Linked DNA regions of Homo sapiens: region 2 is linked to region 1. A link is a loop called in an ENCODE intact Hi-C map of the cell type or tissue named here. Cell type or tissue: ascending aorta. All regions are shown on one strand. Each heading gives the region's core, and the rest is flanking DNA. Links, peaks and the distances in the headings are about the cores only.

Evidence for each region. Peaks named below come from ENCODE experiments on the same cell type or tissue, not always from the same donor. Only the 100,000 strongest peaks of a DNase experiment are listed, where the experiment ranks them.
Region 2: a loop joins it to region 1, with 2.4 times the contacts of the local background. A loop is called at or near these places in 1 of 110 quality-filtered maps.

What each region holds. Positions count from the first base shown.
Region 1 is chr9:4,292,473-4,295,275 of GRCh38, reverse strand. All of the region lies in intron 1 of GLIS3 (GLIS family zinc finger 3), which reads left to right. Among named protein-coding and RNA genes, the nearest start is that of GLIS3-AS2, 5.4 kb to the left of the region's middle. In ascending aorta, for the core only: no CTCF peak of the experiment used is centred there; a DNase peak (open chromatin) is centred at 1,525; H3K27ac peaks cover 2,043 bases.
Region 2 is chr9:4,206,499-4,209,301 of GRCh38, reverse strand. All of the region lies in intron 2 of GLIS3 (GLIS family zinc finger 3), which reads left to right. Among named protein-coding and RNA genes, the nearest start is that of GLIS3-AS2, 91 kb to the left of the region's middle. In ascending aorta, for the core only: no CTCF peak of the experiment used is centred there; a DNase peak (open chromatin) is centred at 1,241; H3K27ac peaks cover 2,096 bases.

The DNA.
Region 1 (2,803 bases), core at 72-2,571:
GAAAATTCAGAGGCGTTCCTTCCACTAAGGCAACCCAGAGTGTATTTCACCGTCCTTTCGTGAGGGCCAGCAACCCCCATAATAAAAAAAAAAGTAAGTGCCTGGTTTCAGTATTGAACTGTTCATTTGCAACTTTTAGCTGGGATTTTTCATTGTTCACCAGTAGGCCAAGATAAAGGCAAGAATAACATGCCTACCCAGAAGAATGGAATAGAATTTCTGTGCCACTTTTTCCTAGTAGAGAAAGGAAAAGACTAGGAAACATGCAACTGTAATTAAACTGGTTCCATAAGCCATGGGATTCATGATTATGGTCACACCTCACTTATATTGTATTTATTCAGGCAGTAAATTATAGATGTGGGTTATAATTGTATATTTCACTTACACCATGTTTTTCAGTATGAGCAGTACAGAATGAACAATATAAATAGAATAAATGTATGTGAATATATAGATGTAGCATAACTATATGATAAATGTACTGTGAAAAATATATATAGGTGTAAAACAATCTGTGTACATGTAAGGGCTGGGGAAAGTTCAAAGATAAATTAGCTATGACCCCAAAACTTAATAAAATTAGAATTTAGACAGGAAAGTGAAACACAGGCAAATAACTGTAATGTAGTGTAGAAAGTTATGAATGTTGAAAGAGAGGTGTGTAGAGTAAAATAACATTTATTGGGTCCTTTTGTGTGCTGAACAGTGTGCTAAGCATGTGATGTGGATTCTCATTTATTATTCTGTAATTTTTTTTTTTTTTGAGACATAATTTCGCTCTTGCTGCCCAGGCTGGAAAGCAATGGTGTGATCTTGGCTTACTGCAACCTCCCCCTCCTGGGTTCAAGTGATTCTCCTGCCTCAGCCTCCCAAGTAGTTGGGATTACAGGCATGTGCCACCATGCCTGGCTAATTTTGTATTTTTAGTAGAGATGGGGGTTTCACTGTGTTAGTCAGACTGGTCTCGAACTCCTGACCTCAGGTGATCCACCCACCTTGGCCTCCCAAAGTACTGGGATTACAGGCGTGAGCCACCGCACCTGGCCCATTATTCTGTAATATTATGAACTATGCACAGTAGCATCATTATCCCCATTTTTACAGGTCAGATTTATAGAGACTAAAAAAGGATCAAGGAGGGCCTAAAGTGGGTGTTTGGGGTGGGCTTAGAGGATAAGTAGGATCTGGATTTGGGGGAAAAGAGAACAAAATAAAGGAGGAGGGAAAAGACCATCGAGCTGGACTCTAAGGCGGTTTGTAGAATTAACAGAAACAAAGATCCAATCATGTTCCACTTTGGGAAGAAAAGGAATTTGTAAAACTTGAATTATGAGGTTCTCAGTAGCTGAGGGCAGACTTGAGTCAAGGAAAGCTGGTGGGGCCACCCTTGTCTGACATGATCTCTTCAAAGCCAGGAACAAGAATGACTGCACATTCCTTCAGGAGCAGCAAGACTTGCTCAACTGCAGATGGGCAGATAGCGTCACAATGCAAGATCAGATCCTGTCCTATGCTCCATGATAAAGAGATCAGACTTTCTGAATACCAGTGATTTCTAAAGTTCTAAGCCAGCTCCATCAAATTTCTTTTGTAGGCCTGCTGAATATTGTACACAGAAAACCAACCAGATGCCAGGGCTAGTTACGAAGTTTTGTTATTCTTGTGTGTGAAGAAATGGATTAATGTTTTCCCAACCTTTTCAGCATGACCGATAGATTCCACTTCTGTCTGTAACTTGGCTGAGTCATTCACAGAGGTTTTCAAAAAATCTTTTTAATAAATATGTTGTCATGTTGGTTAAGGGCCTAGTCATTGTTGTGGATGTTCATACTTCCGCAGTGATGTCAGTGAACATAATTTAACTTCTGTAAAACTGCTGTCTACCAACAGCCAGAAATAGTTACATCGGTCACTTTTAAGCAATAACTATGCTGAAGGAAAAATATCACTCAGTTACATGTGTGATGGGGACACAATAAGATGCCTGAATATTTGGTTTGAGTGATAAATTTTATTTCTAGAATCTTCCATAGGTAGATGTTTGTTACCCTTTTTGAAGGATTGTGATTTTTTAGCCTTGCAAATACTTAGTCATATGGACTAAGTGTTTAGTTACACAGACTAAAGGATAATGAATGCTCTTTTCATTTGCCACATTTTATTCCTTATGTACCCTCTTGTGTGAGGATGGGCTTGTTTTTTGTTTGTTTGTTTGTTTTTCTTGAAAGAAACATCTCCAGCCAGTTATTTTACTTCTATACTTCTGAAGAAGAAGCCTTTGTGTCTCAAACCCTGGCCATGTGCTATTCAGTGTTTGCAGTTCAGGTAATTAATTCAGCAGTGACATCATCAGGAATGTGTTCATTTTTCCATTTCAAATTCCTCTTTTCAGAATCTGATGGCTAACTCATATTAAGAACACATTTTGAAAGACTCAGTTCTCAAAGACATTGTGTGTTAATTTAAACTTTACCCACTTTAGCAGTGTAAGAGGGGAGTTTTATTCCAGGGAAGTTACCTATCCCCTGCAATGAAAAAGATCCAAAATTTTCGGTAATTTTGATCCTTATTCTGTCAGTTGGTTGATCAGTTATTACTTATTGAGCACAATTGATCAATTGATACTTACTGCACAGTGAAAGATAGCAGTGGTAGGAATGAAGCTTTGTATCATTGAATCCTTACGTTTTATAAAGCCAAAAATGTCAAACCCTTAGATCTTTTCTGTTCTTCATTCTAGCTATATTTTGTTATTTATTTTACTTTGACTGTTCAACTCTGTACCTGCAGCTGTTCTTGG
Region 2 (2,803 bases), core at 166-2,665, 86 kb after region 1:
ACAAGCACCTGTTGAAAATCTTCAGGAAGGAGCACCAGTGTATGGGTCAGGATGTGTGGGTTCTAGATGAACTCAGGGTAATTTTACGTCTTTGAGTGAGCATCTTCATTTATAAGATGAGGGGGTTGGGTTAGATCAGGGGGTCTCCAGAGTGGTGCATGAGCGTCCATTTTGATGCAGGAAGAAAATCTTAGGACTTACGTAATTTATATGTCATCTTTTAAAATGACACTTTTATATATATCTTATGATACACCTGGCATGAGCAGTAGCATGGATGCAACTTTATGTGAAAATGTACATTTATGGGAAGTGTTCTCAAGAGTGCTTTATGAAGAAGTGCACCATCAGAGAAGCTGGGGATCCAGACCTCCTCCCATCCAGACAGCCTTTATTATGGAAAGGAATATCATGAAAGCTGGAGGCTTTCTAGCCACAGATTCACCTCCTCTGAAGGGCACACAAGGTGTTGGTCACTGGTGTCACCAAGAGCCAGCCACCCATTGAGTTCCATCTCCAGGCATTTAGAGGGTGGCATAAGGCTTTGGGCAAAACTGGACACCTATCTTTGTCACACAGAGTTAGACTCTTTAAACGCTAGCAACCATCCAGGGTTTTTCAAATTATTCTCTACCCAAGTGCGGAACATACTATTCCCTAACAGACAATTTCAGTCACACTTTACAGAGAGCACAGGACATGGTTAAATTGTAAAATCCCCTCTCCCAAACGGGCCTTCAGAAGAAATGGCTCTTCCAATCCTGCCCACTCCAGCAATGGCAGAAGAGAGCACTTGTTTTCAGACACTCATGTTACACCATGTTGAGCAACTTAGCATGACTTTATATTCTTAAGACCACTCTCTGGAAGCTGTTCAGAGGCATGATCCTTGCTCAGTCCCCTTGCCATTGACGTCAGGCTGAGCTGCAGGGAGATGTGCCCACTGAAGATCAGAACTTGTTTGTGGCCATTGCAGTCTCGAGATTTAAAACAGGAGTCCTCTCCATCCCCCATGCCCAAGCCGCTTAATTATCAGATCTCCTTTGTCATTTAACTTGGGGAGAATGTCTACTTGTTGTCGTATAAAGAAGCCATATTTTAGAAATCAGTTTCTTAGATTACTCATGTGTGGCAAGAATCTGCTTTGTCAAATAAAAGCTTTTCTCCCAGGGGACTGAACTCAAATGAAAACTGCAGGCCTGGTTAGGCCTGCTCTTGGCAGGCAAAGAGGTTAATGTGACGTTAGTGGTATAAAAGTCACTTTCCTGGTGGTGTACAGAATGGTTATTGAGTCACACACACTAACTGTGCTGTTTAAAGCACACCGCTACCCCCAACGTGGTTCCAGGGACATATAGCATTTTTGGGGCAGCTGAAGTGGAAGTATTTTAGCCAGATAAAGAAAGCGAAGTTAGAATTATAGAATCAGTGACCCAAAAGTGATCTTAAAAAGATCATTCCCTTTGCTTTTTTGCCTCATACCTGTTTGGAGGAAGTGAGGTGTAATGGTTAAGGATGCAAGCCCAGGGCCAGGCTGCCTGTTCTGGGTTCCCCATCTGCTACTCATGAGCTGTGTGGCTTTGGGCAACCAGTATATCCTCTCTCTCCTGCTTTTTTCTCATCTGCGATGCAGGCACAATGAGTACGATTATGCTTATGTCACACATAGTATGGGCTGTGGAGATTAAAGGCAATAATGTCTGTGAAGATCTTACTATGTGTAAGGCACGTAGTAACATGTTAGCTATTTGTTTAGCTGTTATTATTAACTTTAAGCAGGAATAATTATGAATCCTCCCAGATTTGTAACCTGTCTCTAAATTGCTCCATAAGCATCATTTTGAGGTAAAGGCATAATGAAAAAAATACACATTTTAATCCTGCAAATGTTTCTTTTCCATCCAGTGGAGGAGCATAAATCACCAGCGATTATTTGCCTTGGGCTGAATGGAAATTCCTAAGTTAAGAGTGCTCCTCTTGTCATGCTGGCTGTTGTAAATATTTTGTGTGCATCCTTAAGTTTAGTGGGGCTGGCAGAGTCCACCTTCCCTCTGCATAGTGTGGGGACGAAGGGGGCAGCTTCAGCATGTGGCTGCTCTGTGTCGGGAGGGGAGGTGGGGTTGGATGATAAAATTGGACTGGGTTATGAAAGATGTTATGGATTATTCTCCACATACCATTATGGATTGGGAAGTGTAGCCCAGAGGTAGGGATGAATGTGTTGCCTTTGTAGGGGCCCTCTGGTCTAGGGATTCTGTTATTTTAAAAGGGCAAGTTGTCTTTGTTGGCTTCCATCCCCTCTGGCTCTACAAAATATGTATTTGGCGTCAGTGAGTACGAATGTCCAAATAAGGATATTAAGCAGTTGTTGTTTGTCAGTATCATGGACTTCGTCCTCCCCCCTTCCTCCCAGCGCGATATGCCAAGTATCTACACTGAATTGTGAAAACTATGTTAATCTCTCAGTTGTACTCAGATTTGACAGGTCGCATTTCAATAAACAGTTAAACAGTTCAGCTCTTGGTAAACTGATGCAGAGTTTCGATCTATCAAAGATTTTCATTCAAACCGTTACCACAATTCTGCATTTTTCACCAGTATATCATTTCATTTATGGATGGTTCACACCCCTTATTAGACCTGAGAATTTAAGGTGTGAGGCCTAGAGTTCTTCCAGTTCAGCAACATGCTTTGGGAGAGATTATAAAGTATTCTCTTGTTTCATTGACCTCAGAGATCAGGGAATATTGTAGTTTATTTAAATGTCCACTGCACATAGGCTGTGTGGGATTTTCCAAAGCAG